Regions from separate parts of the Homo sapiens genome. Here region 2 is linked to region 1. A link is a loop called in an ENCODE intact Hi-C map of the cell type or tissue named here. Cell type or tissue: heart left ventricle. All regions are shown on one strand. Links, peaks and the distances in the headings refer to the core of each region. The heading gives the core; the rest is flanking DNA. Region 1 has its middle 3.3 kb from the start of OSBPL5. Region 2 overlaps OSBPL5 (oxysterol binding protein like 5).

Region 1 (4,954 bases), core at 2,455-4,954:
CCCCAAATGACCAGAAAAACTGGGAGCTGGGCTCGGGCATCCCCAGATGTAGGTAGACCCCAAGAGGGCGTGGAGTCTTTTCCACACAGAACCTTAACAGGGACAGAACTGACCCTCCGCAGAGAGCCCTGGGCTCCTCCCCAGGCAGAACTGCCACTGACACGTGTGTTTCTACGGTTTCACGCTGCAGTTGCATTCGGGAGGCCGCAAGCCTGGCTATCATGGGCGTCTGCAAGACCTCCCAGCAGGGCTGCGGAGGGCGAGCGGCCCAGGAAGGCTCCTTCCAGCACCTGAAGGGGGAACGGCACAGCATGCAGGTGCTCTGCCCACAACAAGCCAGACCCCTTCCCGTCTCAGCCCTGGCCTTGCCCACCCCGTTAGACAAGTTGGTGGGTATCCTCCTGGGGATAGCAGCACCAGCCGCTTGTGTGCGGATCACAGGAACCCACGGCTTACGGAGGCGAGTGGGCTGATCGGACTTGCCCTAAGCTTACCCCCAGGGCTAGCATTGCCATTCCATAGTCACCTTGTGAGGCCTTGGGATGCAGAACTGCTCAGTCAAGATGCTCAGGGCCATGGTGGGACCCTGCTCCGCGTGGCCTGTGGCAGGCGGCCTCTGCCTCTGCAGGAGAGGGTCTGTGCAGCTGGGATCCACATACAACTGCTGGGTCTGCTCTTTGAAGACTCCGCCCAAAGCTGAGGTGCTGCTGCCTGGTAACTTGCTGGTTGCTGGAGCCAATCCAAAGGGAATTAGGGAAGAAAACAAAGCCCCTATCCCTAGGGCGGAGGTCTCAGGGGCGGCAGTAGGGAAGGTTGCCAGTTGCTTGATGCTGGCTGTCCAGGGCCTGGGTTTCATGAAATGACACTGCTGAGGGCAGAGGTCAAAAGTCAAAGAGGCACCTGAGGGTGGGGGAAGGGGCCATAGATGACAGCAGGGTGGGGCTGGGGTGGAGCAGGACGAGGGTTGAGCCTCTCACTGGGTAGTGTCTGACAGCCAGATGGCCATGCAAGAAATGAAGAACACGCCACCTGCCAGGCTCAGTGACAGGTGTCAGTTGTCTGCCCCACTTCCCAGCAGGCTCTGCATTTTTCCAGAAAGCCCCATTTCCAGCCTCTTGCCTGGTTTTGGAGAGGCAGTGAGCCGAAGAGGTTGCCCCCAGCAAGAGGTAGGTCCGAATCCTGCTGCTGCCAGAAAGAAGCTCTGTCACCAGGCAGTGGCTTGTTCCTCCTGGGACCCCGCTTCCTCTCCTGTCAGATGGACACAGCATCTGTGCCTGGTGGCCAACGCAGGAAATGAAGGCGTCAGAGGTCTCAGAGATGGGCAGAGCCAGGTGCCAATGGCACCAGCTTTAGGGGGGCACGCCCAGTAGGCCCCACCATCCAGGAGCCCTTGAGCAGGTTTGTGCAACTGGCCGTGCCTCAGTTTCCTCATCTATAAATGGCGATGACCAGAGCAGTTTCCGCTGCATGAGCTGCCATAAGTCCCCAGTGGGCCAACAGACTTTGCAAGCGCTGGCTGTTGGTGGGCACTGGGGACCATGAGTGGACTATGGGAAGGAACGGCTTGCAGCGCCCAGCTGGTTAGTTTGGAATTTATGGTAATTCAGAAAAATATGTCTGTGATAAGTAAGAACTTAAAAAATGCTTTGCAAGGACAGTGCAATTTAAAATCAGGGCAGTTCCAATCCAAGTCTCCAGAATGGCAGTTCTCTGCTAGGGGCGGTTTTGCCTCCAGTTTCCAGGTGGCATTTGCCACTGCCTGGAGATAGTTCTGGCCGTCGTCATTGGAGGTTGCTACTGGTGTCTAGTGGGTAGAGGCCGAGGATGTTGCTAAACACGTTGTCATGCACGGGACAGCCTCCACCACAAAGGGTGACCCGGCCCCAAATGCTGGTCATGCTGAGGTCAAGAATCCCTGCCCCAGAAGTGAATACATGTCCACCTGCTGGCATCACTCCTTGGTTTCGGGTGGTTGGTCTAAGCCCCCAAGGCCTCCTGCTGATGGAGCCCCTACCCTGTCCCAGGTTCTTTGCATCTCATCTACTTCTCCTGACCCCGACTGAGGGGTGAATAAGATGGCTGTGGGCACCTTTCTCGTGTCAGACCCTTTTCTGAGGGCTTTAGACACTTGGTGCATTTAATCTGCCTCACAACTTTATGAGCTGGTTCTGTCGTGATTGGCTCCATTTCACAGATGGGGAAGCTGAGGCACAGCAGGCGAGGCAGTCACCAACCTCTCTGGCTCCAGAACTGTGCTCTGATCTGCCGTGCTCTGCCACCTGGTTCATAATGAAGACCCACCGGCTCAGAGGAAACCCCCCCGCAAAAGCCCCTGCCCCTTCTGCTACATCTGGCTGCCTCCCTGGGAAGGGCTGGGGTGGCCAGGACATGTGGGAACAGCGCTGGGCCCAATCCAGAGAAGGTGCCACCAACCGGGGAAGCCTTGCTCAGGGCTTCAGCCACTACAGGAGCCAGTGGGGCTGGGTGTGGCCCCCTAGGGAGAGACCTTAAGCAGGTCAGGGCCGGCAAACTGTCATCGGTTATCTCCTTTGGTCCTTTACAGCCTTTTTTTTTTTTTTTTTTTTTTTTTTTTTGAGACGGAGTCTCACTCTGTCGCTCAGGATGGAGTGCAGTGGCACAACCTCGGCTCACTGCAACCTCCGCTCTCCAAGTTCAAGCGATTCTCCTGCCTCAGGCTCCTGAGTAGCTGAGATTACAGGTGCCCGCCACCACACCCGGCTACTTTTTGTATTTTTTGTAGAGATGGGGTTTCACCATCTTGGCCAGGCTGGTCTTGAACTCCTGACCTTGTGATCGACCCTCCTCGGACTCCCAAAGTGCTGGGATTACGGGCATGAGCCACCGCGCCCGGCCCTTTTCAGTCTTCTGAGGTAGCAATAACCACTTCTCTCCATTAGACAGATGAGGAAACCGAGGCCCCAGTAGTAAGGGGTGCACCTGGACTTTGGTGGGTCTCCGACTCCTAGTGGGACACCTGCCCGGTTTCCCTGGGCTGCAGTGGGGAGACCCAGGGGTGAGCCTGGGCTCTGCTGCCCTCCCTGCTGCCCTGAAGGCACATCCACCGCCAGGTGTGGTCTCTGGTGGGAGCCCATTCTGTTTCCTTTCCGGGCAGGGGGAGGAGATTCCATCTCCCGTAGGCGGTGGGGCGTCAGTGAAACTCAAAGCGTCCAGATAGTCTCCACAGCACAAAGCTAATCATGAAAACATCGCAGCATGTATGGACCGTTTGCCATGCGCCTGGCACTACGTCCTCAACTTCACGTGACCGGATTGCATCCCCCGCACTGCCGGCAAGCCTGTGGTTATCAGTATCCCCAGCTTACAGACGCCGAAGTGGAAAGTCAAGGAGGTGAAGCCACCAGCTCCAGGCTGGCCACTGGGGAGCGTCCCAGGCAGGACTGGAAGCCAAGCTAGCGTTCCGGTTACAGGAGGCAGGCTCTCCCCGCTGTTCCCTCCTTCGGGGCTGGACACGGCTGCCACTTTGGGCCACCAGCCATGGGAGGGAGCCAAGTCTTTTCCGCTCCTGGATCCCACAGGGGTGCAGGGGCTGGGGGCCTGAGGAGGAGCAGGGACGTACTGGGTCCCCACATGCGTTCCTCCTCCTCTTCCTAGGGAGACTGTGGTCGCATCTCCCGGGCTGAGTCACAAAGCCAGCTGTGGGGAGCGGGGCGGAGCAGTGGCTGTTTTCTGTTCTTTTGGTTTCTTCCTGGGGCAGCCTGCAGGACTCCCTTCCCAGCTCTGGGCCCGCACTGCCCACAGTGTGTCCTGAGCAGGCCTGCTGCCTGAAGGCTCGCTCCGGCTCTCTGGCTCTGTCTGCCTGTCTCTCTCTGACTCTCTTACTCTGTGTCTCTGTCTGTCTCTCTCTCTGATGCACACGTGTGCATGCACACGTGTGCATGCACACACACACACACATGCACACCCACACACACCCCTGTCTTCCAGAAAGCCACATCTAAACTCGTGATTCAGGCATTGTAATATGATCGTAATAAAAATGGAGTTTCCCACCTCTCTTGGTGACAGTGTTTGGACTCCTGCCTGAAAGGACAAGAAGGTGCTATTTATAGGGTCAAAACCTCCGCAGGACTCGGCGGGAGGCTGAGGTGGCTCCAGGGGGCTGTGGGTGCTGCTGAACGGCATTGGATATATGGGATAAGCCCGTGCTCAGACGTCCCCACGAGTGTGGAGCCAGTCCTCAGAGGTGACTCCCAGGGTGGCGGGCTCTGCCTGCGGCCCTGCTATGTGCAGCCAGCCCTATGTCATCCTTCACCACACCTGGCCAAGAGGAGGAGCAGGGCCTCATGGGCACTGCAGTGAGGTTGGTGATACACCCCAGAAATCTCACGGGGTAAAGAAAGAAATGCCCAGAGGTCCCCAAAGCTGGCCGGTGCCCAGGCTGAGTGGAGGCAGCTGCTCCGGAGAAGCTGCTGGCTGGGGGCGCTGCCTTGGGCTCCAGCTGGGCCTCTTCTCAGGGGTCAGGGGCACGCCCAGCTCAGAACCTGGGTTTAAGAGCTCCTTACCTGTCACCCTTGGCCATGGGCTGCATCTGCCACAGTCTTGGGCGTCTGCCTGCCCCATGGTGGTGCTGGAGGCAAGGAGGGAGGTTGGGAGGAGGCAGTTCACAAGCGGCCCAGGCTCCTGCTTGGGGCTCGGGGGGAAGCTCCTGTCCCCGCTCTGAGGAGGGAGGCAGTGATCCTCCCCGCCCAGGGAGGAGCCACAGCATGTTGGGCAGCTGTGGGTATGGAGAGAACCCTGGGCAAGGCCGCAGGGACCTGGGGGTGGGGTCTCCTCGGTGCTGGTACCTGAAGGAGCAGATCAAGGGGCACCCGGAACAGACACATCTCAAAGGGAGGCACATCGTGTCCGAGTTCTCACCCAGGAAGCCCGGTGTGTCCACTTGGGAGGCTGCAGACCCCGCAGGTGGAGGGGC
Region 2 (15,539 bases), core at 12,063-14,562, 51 kb before region 1:
CCGGGCCCCTTGGCTGCCCGCTCCATGCCCTCTGCCCGGAGCCCCAGGCTCGCACCTGCAGCAGCCCGCTCTGCCTGGCTCACAGCAGCGTCGCTCATCACCATCTGGCTGAGATCTACCCAATCCAACTTCCGAAATACCCTGAGTCTGCCCACTTCTCCCTTCTCCATCACAGCTGGGTCCAGGGTGTCCTCAGCTTTCTCCTAACAATGGGTCTTCCCTACGGGTGGCCCAGTGTCCACCCCCGCCCCTCGGCTGTCCCGAGGCCCTTGCCTAACCCGCCGGTGGCTTCCCCAATACTCTCAGCCTGAGGCCCCCAGGGCCCTCGGTCCACTCCCCATAGGCCCATCCTAACCTTCCCATCCCCGCACAGGAGCCTGAGCTCTGTGGGAACAGCAGCCCGCAGGGAGGCCATGGTGTTCCACTGAACACAAGGATTTCACGGACCACGGAGGAGCCCCCTCTGTCCCTGTGCAGAGCAAGATGCGAACACGACGCTGTCCAAACAACAGCAAGGAACGAATTCCCCTTTCCTGCTGAAACCGGGACTGCCCCTTGCCCTCAGTGACAGCCACGGCCTTGCTCTTGTCTCGCCTCCCGGGTGAGAATGACAAGATCCCAGATCACAGAGCCCCCCGTTCCTGACAGCCCCCACCCCAGAGCGCAGCCCCCACCCCAGAGCCCGGCTTCCTCAGCCTGCACCCGTCACCCAGCGGAAGCTTAGATCCTGTGATTCCTTCCGGACTCCCCTTCCTGAGGCGCCCCACGGTGCCCAGGGCCACGTGAGTTCTCTCCAGCTGCGGGGAGTCAGCTGCCCTGGCTGTTCATCTGCAGGCATGCTCTGGGGACACTGCTGCCCACCGCCTGCTGCCTCCCTTGAGCTCGTGCGCTGGTGGTCCTTCTTCTTGGAACGCCATCCTCCCTCCCGTCACTCACGTCTTCAGAAAGAGCCCATGGCCCGGTTTGCCTCCCTCACCTGCTCCCCAGCCTCCTCTTGTGTTTGTGGGTTTATCATCTATGTTTCCTGCTGCCCATACACTGGGGGCCCAGAGCCCAGGTCTGTCTCATTCATGGCTCTCCCAGGGCCCCAGGAGAGCACCAGGTGTGCAGGTGCCTGTGAGCATGGGACTCAGGTCCACACGCCCTCCTCTGCGCTCCTCCAGGAAGTGGGGCCGCCCAGCAGATGGGGTCAAGGGCCCCTCTTGAGCCTCCTGTTCTCCCATCAGCGCATTCCAGCCCAAGGAGGGAGTTGCCTGTCTGCAGCAAACCCCTGCCCGATCCCCGCATCTGCATGCCAGCCAGCCAGCCAGCCAGCGGGGCAGCCTCTTTGGAAGACGGGAGGAGCCTGTTTACCTAAAAGACAGCTCCTGGACTCACTGCCAAGTGATGGGGACAAAAGCTACCCCCTGGGCCCTGCGTGCTCCCCCTAGGATGAGGCATGGCTACCTCTGCTTCCGGAACAAGGGGCCGAGGCAGGGGAGACGCTTGGGGCTCCTGGCTGGGGGGCTCTCACCTCCCCCAGCTCCTCCTGGACCTGCTCCACATAGGTGGTCCCTCTCCGCACCGGGGCCCCAGGGGTCTCTGACTGGTCGCTGCCACTCTCCGTCTTCCGGCTATGGTCCTGGGTCTCGGTATCTGACTCCTCAGGGTTCTCTCTCTCCGACTTGTCTGAGAATGCATCGTTCTCCAGGGAAGACCCGTTCAGTCTGGAAGGTGGATGGTGCCAGTGGGTCCCTGTCACAGGTGAGAGCCCAGCACAGCCCTCTGGGCTGCCCACCCCTCGCTGCTCCGCACTTCACATACGTTCCTGCCTGTCGTCACCTCCACAACCCACATTTGACACGATCAGCCCCGTTTTAGAGGAAGGAACCGAGGCTCCCAGGGCACACTGCAGCGAACAAGTCCCTGCGTGCAGCCTGCAGCCCACCAGAGCAGTGGCTGGGGCTGTCCTCTCCCCTCTTCCTCGCCTACAAGGAGACCCCGTGAATCACCACCAGCCCCTGTGCCCTCGCCCCACTCACGGGAACAGGTCTTGGTCTGGGTGGACGGTGGCTGAGGCTGGCAGCCCACAGAGCGATGAGGGTGATGCGTCTGGCGAGGTCCCTGGCTCCCCGTCTCGGCCCGGCTTGCAGGTGCCCAGTCTCAGTAGGCTAGAGCAGCGCAGGGCCAGCTCCAGGGCGTCCAGCCAGCAGCGACCTGCGGGGCACACGGGATGAGCATGCCCCACCCCCACCTCTGTATATCCCGCATCCCCCAAGGGGCCACCAGGAGGCTCCCCCTCACTCTGACTCTTCAGGGACCCACCCCCTCCATCCCAGACCCACCCCTGGCCCTGCCCCAGCAGGGACATGCCCTCCCTTCCTGCCCCCACATCCAGCTGCAGATTGTGTGGGGGCAGACATCGGGAACCCCTGAGGATTGAGGACTTCCCAAGGAGGCAGACCCGGCCTGGGGACAGGTGTGCCAGGGGAGGCAGCCCTGCAGAGGCACCTGGGGATGCTCACAGCACATCCCCACGCACCTCCACCACCCACATTGCTGACGAGGGGCTGGCATAAGTGACCCCTCCAGGTCACAAACCCAGAACACTCGGAACCAGCCTCCCACCCTGATGGCCACCCACAGGTTTCTGCAGGTGGAGTTAGGGAGGAGGGTCCTCCCTCACTGGGAAGCACTGGTCAGGGTGCCAGGGGCTCCTGCCAGCCTGGAGTCCAGGGAGGAGGGTGGGGAAGGCTGAGGAGGGGCTTGCACACCAGGGAGGAGACCTGCCTGAGGCCGCCCAGAGGCTCTGTGGGCAGCGGTGGAGCAGGGGCTGGTCGACAGCTGGGCGCCTCCAAGCCCCACTCTGGGCCCTGTGCCCTGCTGCCTTCCTAAGCAGGGTGACAGCACCACCCAAGGGTCCTCCTGTGGGGCACGTGTCCACCTGGGTGACACTGATGTCCTGGTGTGATAACAGCGGCCCCCGCACTCAGAGGAGCATCTCGTGGTGGCCTGTGACAGGTCACACTATTAATAAGGTTTTTGTTTGTTTGTTTTGAGATGGGGTTTTGCTCTTGTTGCCCAGGTGGGAGCACAATGGCACGATCTCAGCTCACCGCAACCTCTGCCTCCCGGGTTCAAGCGATTCTCCTGCCTCACCCTCCTGAGTAGCTGGGATTACAGGCATGCACCACCACACCCGGCTAATTTTGTATTTTTAGTAGAGACAGGGTTTCCTCATGTTGGTCAGGCTGGTCTCGAACTCCCGACCTCAGGTGATCTGCCTGCCTTGGCCTCCCAAAGTGCTGGGATTACAGGTGTGAGCCACCACACCGGGTCAATAAGTGTGTTTTTTGTTTTTGTTTTTTTGTTGTTTTGAGATGGAGTCTCGCTCTGTCACCCAGGCTGGAGTGCAGTAGGGTGATCTCAGCTCGCTGCAACCTCTGACTCCAGGGTTCAAGTGATTCTCCTGCCTCAACCTCCCAAGTAGCTGGGATTACAGGTGCCTGCCTGTAATTTTTTTGTATTTTTAGTAGAGATGGGGTTTCACCATGTTGGCCAGGCTGGTCTCAACCTCTGGGCCTCAAGTGATCTGCGTCGGCCTCCCAAAGTGCTGGGATTACAGGTGTGAGCCACTGTGCCTGGGCTGTTAGTAAGTGTTATTCAAAGAAAGCCTCCTGGGGTCACGTCAGGTGGGAGGATGGGGCTGAAGAGCATTGAAGGCGGTTCTGTGCCTCTCTGAGCCTCTGCCTTTTCGAGCTCCTGGAGACAGTGAGTTTTTCTCCCTCACTTTGAGATCCATTAAATCCTGCTCTTCGTGGGGCATCTCAGGGTCCAGTGTAGGGAGGGGCCTGCCTAGACAGTGGCTCCTGGGTCTCTAGAGCTGCCCTTCTCATTGGGTTGGGGGGATATCTGGGATCCTGCTGGTTCCACTGCAGGCTTGGTTGGTGCCAGAGCGGCCAAGCCTGGGCGGAACACCAGGGTTGGGGGAGGGATGGCAGTGGATGGTGGTGGGGAGCTGGAGGGGTCACAACTGCCGAGTTGGCCCCAGGGCCTGAACACGTGTGCTTTGTAGCTGCCACAAAGGACTAGACATCCTGAATATTATGCATCCTTTGAAGCTCATTCCGAGACCTCTTCCTCCTCTTCCTGGAAGCCCACCCTGATACCCACAGGGGCTGCAGACACCTCTCCTCCCGAATGGTGGCCCACACCCTATCAGGGGCTCAGCTCACACCTCAGCCCAACCTGCCTTATCTGATGGTTGGTTATCCACCTCACCCAGGAGCACAGAGGCTGTGGGCTGCCCTGGCCATCCCCGGGCCTGCATGGGACCTGGCACATAGTGGGGCACTCAGGATGGCCCAGGAAGGAGCATGGATGTGGCATCTGACCACCAGGGGTGATGTGGCACCGAGACTCCAACCTGAGAGGCACCGGAGCCCCGTGGTCAAGGCCAGACTGCTTTAGGTCTGCACCACCGGCGGGATGGGAGCCCTTCACCCCACTGCTCTGGGAGGCATCACCCTGGGGTTAGAGGAGGTGGAGCAACCGCATTTACCCAGAGCAGCCACTGGAGGGCGAGGTGGGGTAGGGCCCCAACCTCAGGTTAGAGGGAGGAACGGCCAAGAGGGAATCCCTCCAGGTGGAGGATCATCGCAGTCACAGCTGCCTGAGCGGCCACTCAGGGAACAGCAACAGCGTGCAATGCATTTGGGAGTCAGGGAAATTCTCGTTCTAGCACTTTCTTGCTGGCAGTTTGCCTGTGCCTCAGTTTCCTGACCTGTCTAATGTGGATGATAACAGTAGAACCTGTTGTTTCAATGGTGCCTGGTGTGAAAGGAAAATCTTGGGCCCCTCAAATCACTAAGCTAAAGGGAAAAACCCAAGCTGGGAACTGCTTAGGGCCAACCTGCCTCCCATTCTATTCCAAGTCACCCCTCTGCTCACTGAGATAAATGCATATCTCATTGTCTCCTTTGGAGAAGCTCATCAGAAACTCAAAAAAATGCAACCATCTTTCTCTTATCTACCTATGACCTGGAAGCCCCTCCCCGCTTGAAGTTGTCCCGCCTTTCCAGACCAAACCAATGTTCATCTTACATATGTTGGTTAATGTCTCATGTCTCCCTAAAACCAAACTGTGCTCTGACCACCCTGGGCACATCGTCAGGACCTCCTGAGGCTGTGTCACAGGTAGGCGTCTTCAACCTTGGCAAAATAAACTTTCTAAATTAACTGAGACCTGTCTCAGATTTTCAGGGTTCAAACATTTTGGTAACCACTGAAGGATTCTGAGTGGAGATGCCCCTGACTTTTCACAAGTCTCCTATTGGTGCTTGGTACCAGCTTGAGCTAACTTTATGGCTCAAACCAATAAGACAATTTGCTGAGGCCTGGAAGCACCTCCCCCCGTGCCCCACCCCCACCCCCTGCCACAGAGAATCCCTGATCTCTCAAAATTTGGTCGAGATCTAAAGTTTATTTTGTTTTACAACTTCTCTTTTTGGAGTTTTACTTGCTTCCGATACAAGGAAGGCAAGTTTTCCCTGCTTCCATGACGATGGAAGGCAGGTAACTCCTTTATGGAGTTCGAGCTTGCTTCCAACAGGGAAGATGAATTTTTTTTTTTTCCTGCTCCCAGGATGGTGGAGATCTGAGTTTTCAGCCTGAGACCCATCCCTAGGGAAGTAACTGAATTGTGGTTTGTCTTAGCTAAAGTTAAGATTAACAACCAGCTGGTCTTAATTTCTCCTTACCATTAGAGCACTCAGTGATCACGTAAGTTGTGCGATTGTTTGTTTCGCTTAACTGTTTTTTTGTTGTTGATTGTTTCTGTTTTTGTTGTTTTGGTCTTTTTCCCATTGACCTCTATCTGGCTTGATCAAATCTGAAGGAAGTTCCAAATTATGGGGAACAAGGCCTCTGAAGTGGCTGAATTCCCCTCCCCACCCCCACACACAATGGTGGCGTGATGGGGGGAGAAAAACGGCCAGCAAAAGGAAAAAAAAAAGAGGAAAGATTTTGATTTTGACTACTAAGGGGCTTTATTCATATAACAAGGCCACATTTTCACTAGCTAGGCCAAACTGAAAGAGTAATGACTGTACTTCTGTGTCCTCGTTGAAATTTGTCCTAGTTGAAATATGGAATGAGATTTAAAAAGATTTTTTCAAAGAAGCTCAATGGTTAAAAGTCAGTTTAATGAAAAGCTAACATCCAAGCTGTGTGTGTGTGTGTGCATATGTGTGCGCGCATGTGTGTGCATGTGTGTGTGTGTGCGCGCATGTGTGTGCATGTGTGTGTATGTGTGCGCGCATGTGTGTGCATGTGTATGTGTGTGTGCATGTGTGTGTGCATGTGTGTGTGCATATGTGTGTGTGCATGTGTGTGTGTGCGCATATGTGTGTGTTTGTATTTAAGAGACCTTCATGTTTCTGTTTTTGTTTTTCTCCTAGGACCTTGTCTTTTTTTGAGCAAAAGGGTTTTTTCTTCTCAGTTGACTGAATTCTGTTTCTTGATTTACTTCTGCTGTCTCTCCTTTCTCTTGCACCTTCTGCCGCATGGGGGACCTAAAATAGTTTATAGTAGCCTGGGGTTCCTTAAAGAAAATGGAGAGGGTGCCAGACTCCCCTTGGGGGAGAAACTTGTTTTTTCTTATGAAACCCCAAGAATGTAAACAGACAAGTTTGTCTCAGCTCTTAAACTGCTTACTTTTGTATTGTGTAACCTGTTTTGTGTTTTCTTTTCTTTTTTTTTTTTTTTTTGACTAAAGTAGTTATTGCAACAGTGGTTACTCTTGGGCTTTTAAGGAAGAGTGTGGTTTAGACACTTAGAAATGTCTTTGTTTAAAAAAAATTTGTAAGTGCACTATAAAAGCATCACGTGGTCTAACCTCATGATAATTCTCCCTTTCTGGAGACCTAGGATTCAGTGTGGGCTCTTCCCAGAGCTCAGAGATCCAGTTAAATGATAGGTAGTCCCTACTACATAAAATTGGTCTCCTTATGCAATCCTATGATAGATTTCTATAATTTTGTTTGATTTGGCATCCATCTTTAGTCTCCCTCTAGCACCACCAGACTTTTTCTCTCTGTACCTTATGCAAATTTTGCTATTTGATTTTCACCTGAGTTGTTTCCCTTAATATGCAAATTTAAGGCTATTTAGCTGACAATTGCCTAGGGTTGTGAAACAGGTTATCAAGAATCTGAAAGTCTAAGACAGGAAAAAAAAATTTTTATAAACCTATGAGATGTACTTCTATTGCCATGCCTAATATGTCTATGTATTTATGTGTCGTGTACACAATGTTTCACTACTGAAAATATATAAAAGGGCTCTAATTGATTGGCTTAAGAAAGTAAATGCACTTGAATCAAATACTTGATCAGGAAAAAAGAAAAGACAAGTCAAATGCTTTTTCAAGTTTATGTAACTTAAATAAAATCTTTAATAAATAAGCTAGCTTTAAAATTATTGGTAAAGTAATATTAGAAATGTCTTAAGAATTGCCAGCATATATTTTTGTTTGCATTTATTAATCAAGCAATTTCATACTTATCCCTGCCAAATACCATGAGGTGTCAAAATTTGGCATAGGAGTTACGAAACTATAAACCCAGCCCAAGACAGAATGATCTTTGCTTGTGTAATCTTTAATAATGCCTGTAATCTCAGCACTTTGGGAGGCTGAGGTGGGTGGATCACAAAGTCAGGAGTTCAAGACCAGTCTGGCCAACATAGTGAAACCCCATCTCTACTAAAAATACAAAAATTAGCCAGGTGTGTTGGCAGGCACCTGTAATCCCAGCTACTCGTGAGGCTGAGGCAGGAGAATTGCTTGACCTGGGAGGCAGAGGTAACAGTGAGCCAAGATCGCACCACTGCACTCCAGCCTGGGAGACTAGAGCAAGACTCCGTCTCAAAAAAAAAAAAATTTATATTGGTTTAATAAAAATAGCTACATCTTAAATTTAGTAAGATTACCATAACTTCTAATCTGGTGGCTTTAGGTAGTCTAGTCCACAGGCAGTAAGGTTCATTTTGAGAAAGACTGTTATAGTCTTTGTTTCAGGTAAACTATAAACTAAGTTCCTCCCAAAGTTAGTTTGACCTATGCCCAGGAATGAACAAGGATAGCTTGAAGGTTAGAAACAAGATGGAGTCAGTTAGGTCAAATCTCTTTCACTGTCTCAGTTATAATTTTGCAATGGTGTTTCCATAATTTAAATAATGACAATTGCAGTTTTTATAAATAATCTAGGTAAATGATTAAAATAATTAGGTAAATGTAATAGGACAAATACTTGTAGACAAATTCATCATAATTTAGAATTTAAAGTTAGATTAAATAAGATATTTCACTATTTGGATATTTTCCAATAAAAATATATTTGTAGGAAAATATGCTTTCTAAAAGAAAGCATGTCCTTTTGAAAAAGGTGAACAATTTTTGCCTAATTCAAAGCTTATTTAAAGATCATGTATAAAACAAGGTAAAAGGAACCAGGAAATAAAAGAGTAAAAGAGATGTAAAGAAAGTTATAAAAAAGTGTTTTTTGGTGGAGAGTAAGAAAGCTTAAAGAGAAATAATTTCATATGAGAAAGAATCTTGTATGGTAAATTTAGTCCTAGAGTAAAATGACTGGTTGTTTAAGAAAGAGGGATGTTCAGGACAAACCAGAAAGTCCAAGCGTGGCATGAATGGTCTATGGAAGTCACAATAAGAGGATCTATTAAAAAAAAACCCTTTTATATGATCAAGTTGTCTATGACTAAAGGGAAATTATAATGGTCTTTCTAGAGATTGGGTTTGATGTAAAAAAACAGTTATAGACTAAAGAATTGGTTAGAACAATGATTTTTTTTTTTTTTTTTTTTTTTTTTAGACAGAGTCTCGCTCTGTTGCCCAGGCTGGAGTGCAGTGGCGTGATCTTGGCTCACTGCAAGCTCCACCTCCTGGGTTCACGCCATTCTCCTGCCCCAGCCTCCTGAGTAGCTGGGACTACAGGCGCCCGCCACCACGCCTGGCTAATTTTTTTTTGTATTTTTAGTAGAGATGGGGTTTCACCATGTTAGCCAGGATGGTCTTGATCTCCTGACTTCGTGATCCTCCTGCCTCGGCCTCCCAAAAGTGCTGGGATTACAGGCATGAGCCACCGCACCTGGCCGACATTTTCTTAAGAGGTTGATTTACTCTTAATCAATTATAAGATATTTTAATTTTTTAATTTTAACCCAAAGTTCAACTTTCATTGCATCTTGCCAGTTTCAGTTTTCTCTTCCCTCTTAAAAGGAACAAAATAGTAACACTTCCCTTCAACTCATTTTCAGCTCATATAAGTTTTGTTTTCCTCCTCAGGTTCTGTTTTTTTGTGTGTGTGTGGCCTGATGCTAACAATGTTTTCTTAAAGAAAATGTTTTCTTCTAACATAATATTCTATACACTGCAGAAGGTATTTGCTTTTGCCTTTTGGTAAGTGGCCTAACAGATTTTATGTTTTATCAAAATAATTCCTATGCCATTATTATTAAGTTTGGTTTGCTTAGGAAAAACAGATATTAAAATTTTTTTTAAATCAAGGTTATTCCGTCCTTATATCTTCTTGTATGTGCTTTTAAAGTCCTTGCGACATTGAGTTACAGGGATTTGACTCATGGGTCTAAAAAGAACACCAAGTCCTGCTAAATTTTAAACACTGACAGCAATTAAAGCTTCATCTTCAGGCCCGGTAGAAGATGCCAATCAAAATAAACCACATTCCTGAGACACAGAAATTAAAGCTGTTCAACTCCTCAAGGCCCAGAGACTATCCCAGAAGAGATAGACATGTGAGATTGTAAGGGCTGACTTTGAGAGATAAAGTAAGTTCAGTTCCTCTATAAATTAATCATTAATGTCAAAGGCACACTGATGCAAGACTAGCATATGGGCCCCTGTGTCAGATTAACAAGGTTTTCTTGAAACAATAACTGACTCCTTAATAAAGGTTATAAAGGCTTATGGAAGTTATATCTTATGATCAAGATGAAAATTTTATAGATTGGAATTTTGGAAAACAATTTAATTGGCTTCATGATGTTATTAGGGCTTATTGTTTGGAAAACTAAGTCTCCTGTCTCAAAGAATGAAGGCTTTTGCCTTTTTTTTTTTTTTAAATCCTTGAGGTATCACTTTGTTCAAATGAGTGAATTATTTTACAATGACTTGTAATCCTACTTTGTAATATCAAGTGTTTTAAACCTTTAAAATTTGACAAACTTTCCAAAATCAAATTATAAATTATGTCTTTTTCTAACCTAATCCTTGAAGATATTATTAATAGGTTCCCTAAAGTCCAAAAATGACATATTTGGCTTATTTGGTATAAAAAATTATACAGGAAGCAGTGTCAAATATAAAATGGTATTTGGTCTTCTTTGGGCTATATTTGTACAAATATGTTACTGGTATGTGTTCCAAAATTATAGGAAACTCCTATAATTCTGATATGACCTAATATACATTATCAGTAATGATTATAATTGTTATGTTAAATTATTTTGTGCCACAGAGGTAACAATTTCCTTGTCAATTGTGTCTTTGAGTATGGCTGCCCTAAAACTTTTTATCATCCACAAGCAATCATTGTCTTGTTTTGGTCCTCTTTAGAAGGTGGTTTTATAATCAGCTGTAAAACTCTAACAGGTGCTCTTGAATGCTGGTTTCTGATAACTTTAGAGACTGTGACATCAGAATAGAGGAAAAACTTTCAGGGTTCATGGAGAGCTGAAATGTTCATAAATTTGAAGCAGAACAGGAATTAACTGCATGGACTAAACTAATAGAAGTGTGAAGTAATTGCCAGGTGTGGTGGCTCACGCCTGTAATCCCAGCACTTTGGGAGGCCATGGTGGGCGGATCACTTGAGGTCAGGAGTTCGAGACCAGCCTGGCCAACATGGTGAAACCCCATCTCTACTAAAAGTACAAAAATTAGCTGGGTGTGGTGGCGGATGCCTATAATCCCAGCTACTTGGGAGGCTGAGGCAGGAGAATTGCTTGAACCCAGGAGGTGGAGGTTGCAGTGAGCCGAGATGGCGCCACTGCACTCCAGTCTGGGCAACAGAGTGAGACTCCATCACAAAAAAAAAAAAAAAAAAGAAGTGTGAAGTAATCTTTTTGACTTTTTGCTTAAAACATTGTGGATCCTTTCTTTTGTTTTTCAGAGTCAAGAAAACTTTAAGCTATTTACAGCTTTTAACAATTGAGTATACTCCTGTGAACAAAATTTGGAGCATATTTGTTTCTCTCTACCTAATTTTTACAGAATTTGAAAACTATCTGTGAGTATTCGTAACTTATGACAATACAGTTATTTGCATAAGTGCAGTAAGAATCTGTTTTCATTTGTAACAGGACACAATCGGAGAAATTGGTTATTTTACCAAGGCTTTGCCTGGAATGATGTGCTTTCCTTTAAGGACTCAAACTTGACTTATGGAACCAATGAAAGCCCCTTGGAAAAACTGGCCTCATACCTCATCTACACAGTCCCTGTACAGGGTTCCTGACCTGTGGTAAGTAAAGAATGTCACTTTCTGACAGGCCCAGGAGCTCCAAATTTATCTTGGAACCTCAAGAAGATAATAATTCGCCCAACTTATAGGTGTTTAATGGTACAAGTCCATGACTGGGCTCAGCTTTAAAAAAGTCTTATCTGAGATTCTTTCTATGGAACAAAGTTCCATCAAAGACAATTTAAAAGCCTATGTAAAAACTAATTACTCTTGCTGCACTGTATATAAATAATTAGTCCAAGTATAATAAAGCAAACCAGTCCTACCATAATTTGTCCTTAGTTAAAATGGGAAACTGGAGAGAAAAAATTATGTTTCAAAAACTATAGTACAGCTGTTGTTAGATTCTACTCTTCCCTAATGTTTTTCAATTTTTGTTATTTTCTGCACTTTGGATGAAATCCTAATTTTTGTTGGCTATAGGTCTTCAAAATAATGTTTTCAATTTTTTTCCTTCATTTTTTTCCCATTTTTCCTAATTTGGAGTCGCTGAAGACTAAGCTGTGCTTTCTTAAAGCCCTGCAAACTGAAACTAGACAACTTAAACTTCAGAAGAAAATAACAGCAACCTACTTACATACATAAGCCACTTTCTTGCCTGCCTACTGATGTATGGACTTCAGAGTAATGTGGCCTATACCAATTTCCCAGGATTGTTCTTTTGTTTGTTGTTGTTTTTCTGCCTTCCTCCTACTATTTTCTCTTCATAGGACATGAGACTTCACAGCCTTCTGAAAATGAGCTTTCCTAATAACTTGGGACCTACCTGTGTAGGAATAAACCATCCTAGCCATGAGAGATCAGGTGGAACCTGAGACCAGAGACTCGTTTTCTTCTAAAATGCTTTCTCCAAAAGATTTTTAAAAAGGGGGGAAATGTGAAAGGAAAATATCTTGGGCTCCCAAAATCACGAAGCTAAAGGGAAAAGTCAAGCTGGGCACTGCTAGGGGCCAACCTGCCCCCCCATTCTATTCCAAGTCACCCCTCTGCTCACTGAGATAAATGCAGATCTGATTGTCTCCTTTGGAGAGGCTCATCAGAAACTCAAAGGAATGCAACCATTTGTCTCTAATCTACCTATGACCTGGAAGCCCCCTCCCGGCTTTGATTGTCCCGCCTTTCCAGACCGAACCAATGTTCATCTTGCATGTGTTGACTGATGTCTCATATCTCCCTAAAATGTATAAAACCAAACTGTGCTCGGACCACCTTGGGCACAAGTCATCAGAACCTCCTGAGGCTGTGTCACAGGCACGGCCTCAACCTTGGCAAAATAAACTATTTTTTTTTTTTTTTTTTTGAGATGGAGTCTCCCTCTGTCACCCAGGCTGGAGTGCAGTGGTGTGATCTTGGCTCACTGCAAACTCTGCCTCCTGGGTTCAAGGGATTCTCTTGCCTCAGCCTCCTGAGTAGTTGGGATCACGGGCACCCACCACCATGCCCAGCTAATTTTGTATTTTTAGTAGAGACAGGGTTTCGCCATGTTGATCAGGCTGGTCAAACTCCTGACCTCAGGTGATCCACCTGCCTCAGCCTCCCAAAGTGCTGGGATTACAGGTGTGAGCCACTGCACCCGGCCTGGCAAAATAAACTTTCTAAATTAACTGAGACCTGTCTCAGATGTTTGGGGTTCACACTGGCATGTGGTTGGAGCTCAGTAATTGTTATATGGGTGCTTTTATAAGGTCACTGGGTTCTCATAACATTGGGGTGACAGGTGGTTTTTTTTTTTTCTTTAAGACGGACTTTTGCTCTTGTCACCCAGGCTGGAGTGCAATGGCACCATCTTGGATTGCTGCAACTTCCATCTCCCGGGTTCAAGCAATCCTCCTGTCTCAGTCTCCCGAGTAGCTGGGATTACAGGCGCCTGCCACCACGCCTGGCTAATTTTTGTATTTTTTAGTAGAGTCGGGGTTTCACCATGTTGGCCAGGCTGGTCCTGAACTCCTGACCTCAAGTAATCTACCCGCCTTGGCTTGCCAAAGTGCTGGGATTACAGGTGTGAGCCACCACGCCTGGCCTTTGACAGGTGGTATTTTAATGTCACATTTTACTCATGGGAAAACTGAGGCTAGGCATGGGGGCTCTGTGAGTGTAGGCCTGACTCCGAGCCGGGCTCATCCTGGCCAGACTTCAGGCTGCCCCCAGACAGTAGAAGGGACTGAACTGGGGCCACCTGTACCTGGGCTACAACCTCAAAAGGGGGCCCACTTCAGGTGGGGGCACTGGGGAGATGCGCAAGCTGGCAGGGACTCACCATCTGACTCGGAGGCGGCCCTGAAGATCAGGTAGCTGCTGGGCAGGGGCTGTGTGATGGAGCCCACGCTCTCACCTTTGGGGCCCTGGAGAGAGAGAGATCTGGGTGTCACCCGAGGCAACACCCAGGGCCAGCTGCACAGATAGGTCAGGCAGAACCATGCGGATCCACACCTGGGACCACCTGGACACCCCCAGGGCCACAGGGCCACCAGGTGGGGCCAGGCACCTGGCCAGGTAGACACTTGGCTGCAGAGAGGCGGGTAGGTGGGGGAGCTCTGTCCCCTTTCTTAGCTGGCAGCTCTGCCCTCAGCTTTCCAGCTCTGAGCCTCCTGACTTGGGCTGTCCAGAATCAGCAAAGGCACATCCAGGATGCCCAATGATGTTCGAATCCCAGAGAAACCATGAGTAGCTTTTTGGTGTAAGTATTTCCCATACATGACTGGGGTCATACTAGCATGAAAGAACTCTGATGTTTCTCTGAAATCCAAATGTAACCAGGTGTTCAGGGTTTCTCTGGTTTCCCACCCGTTAGAGCTGGCAGGGCAGCCCCGGGTTAGGAGGGGTGAGGGCTGGGCGCTGTTCCTCGGCCACCCCTGGGGAGCAGCCACTGTTGTCCCTCCTGGACAGCAGCTGGGTGAGGGGCTGGGGTGACCTTGATGCCACCTCCTTGCAGCCTACTGTGTGCTTCACATGGAGCACCAGTGGCCATATCTGATCCCCTGGCCGCATGTGGGGCTCAGAGAAGGTGAGACACCTGCTCAAGGCCCCAAGGGGGCCATTCAGCTGGTTGGCTCCACCCTCCACCAGGGCCCTAGGAATGAGCCCCTTGGCCCTACGGGGCCTCTGTCTTCAACCCCACCCCTCCGCAGCACCTTCACGGCCCAGACGGACTGATCCAGCGGGTGGAAGAGCTTGAAGCAGAAGCCGTCCTTCTTGGAGGGCCGCTCGATGAGCTCGCAGCAGTGCAGCAGCACCGTGCCCACCCACTGGCCCACCTTGGGCGTCTTGTAGATGAGCAGCACCCCCGGCTTCAGCACGCACCACAGCTTGGTCCAGCTCTTCAGGGTGCCGCGGATCTGCAGGGAGGATGCTGGCGTCGATGCCCACCCTCTGGGGCCGCCATCCCTGGGGCATCTTGATGGCTTGGCGGGGAGCCAGGCACAGACCAGGGTGGGCTGCCGAGGGGCCCTTCCCCTCCCTCACTCCCCCACACCAGTTCGGAACTCACCCCTTCCTCACCCTCACTCCCTGGGGTGATGTCCTGTGTCTATCGTGTACCCGAGCAGGGGCCAAGCCACGGCAAGCGGTGCCCCAGGACTCAGAGTGGAACTCAGGGCAGGGTCCTTGTTCAGTTTTTAAAAGGAGCCCATATGTTATGGTGAATGCAAAGAAATACGTGGCAGCAGGGACAGATTTACTTGTGAGGGTCACGTGGGTCAAGTTCAAGGTCAAGGGCCTCAGGGAGGAACCAGCAATGAGTGGTGTGACTTGTAACTGGCAGCTTTGTAGATTCTTTTTTTTTTTTTTTTTGAGACAGAGTCTCTGTTGCCCAGGCTGGAGGTGCAGTGGTGCTATCTTGGCTCGCTGCAAACTCTGCCTCCCAGGTTCAAGCGATTCTCCTGCCTCAGCCGCCCGAGTAGCTGGGATTACAGGCGCCCGCCACCATGCCTGGCTAATTTCTGTATTTTTAGTAGAGACGGGGTTTTGCCATTTTGGACAGGCTGGTCTCAAACTCCTGAC

Evidence for each region. Peaks named below come from ENCODE experiments on the same cell type or tissue, not always from the same donor. Only the 100,000 strongest peaks of a DNase experiment are listed, where the experiment ranks them.
Region 2: a loop joins it to region 1, with 5 times the contacts of the local background. A loop is called at or near these places in 32 of 110 quality-filtered maps.

Annotation. Positions count from the first base shown.
Region 1 is chr11:3,166,099-3,171,052 of GRCh38, forward strand. No RefSeq gene overlaps it. Among named protein-coding and RNA genes, the nearest start is that of OSBPL5, 3.3 kb to the left of the region's middle. RefSeq lists an enhancer at 1-406. In heart left ventricle, for the core only: a CTCF peak has its summit at 3,422; DNase peaks (open chromatin) are centred at 3,473 and 3,564; H3K4me3 peaks cover 963 bases; H3K27ac peaks cover 659 bases.
Region 2 is chr11:3,105,750-3,121,288 of GRCh38, forward strand. OSBPL5 (oxysterol binding protein like 5) reads right to left here. Exons shown (of 22, transcript NM_020896.4): 6 at 14,672-14,875; 7 at 13,798-13,882; 8 at 2,022-2,196; 9 at 1,514-1,706. Among named protein-coding and RNA genes, the nearest start is that of OSBPL5, 52 kb to the right of the region's middle. RefSeq lists a silencer at 4,426-4,485 and an enhancer at 14,045-14,214. In heart left ventricle, for the core only: no CTCF peak of the experiment used is centred there; no DNase peak of the experiment used is centred there.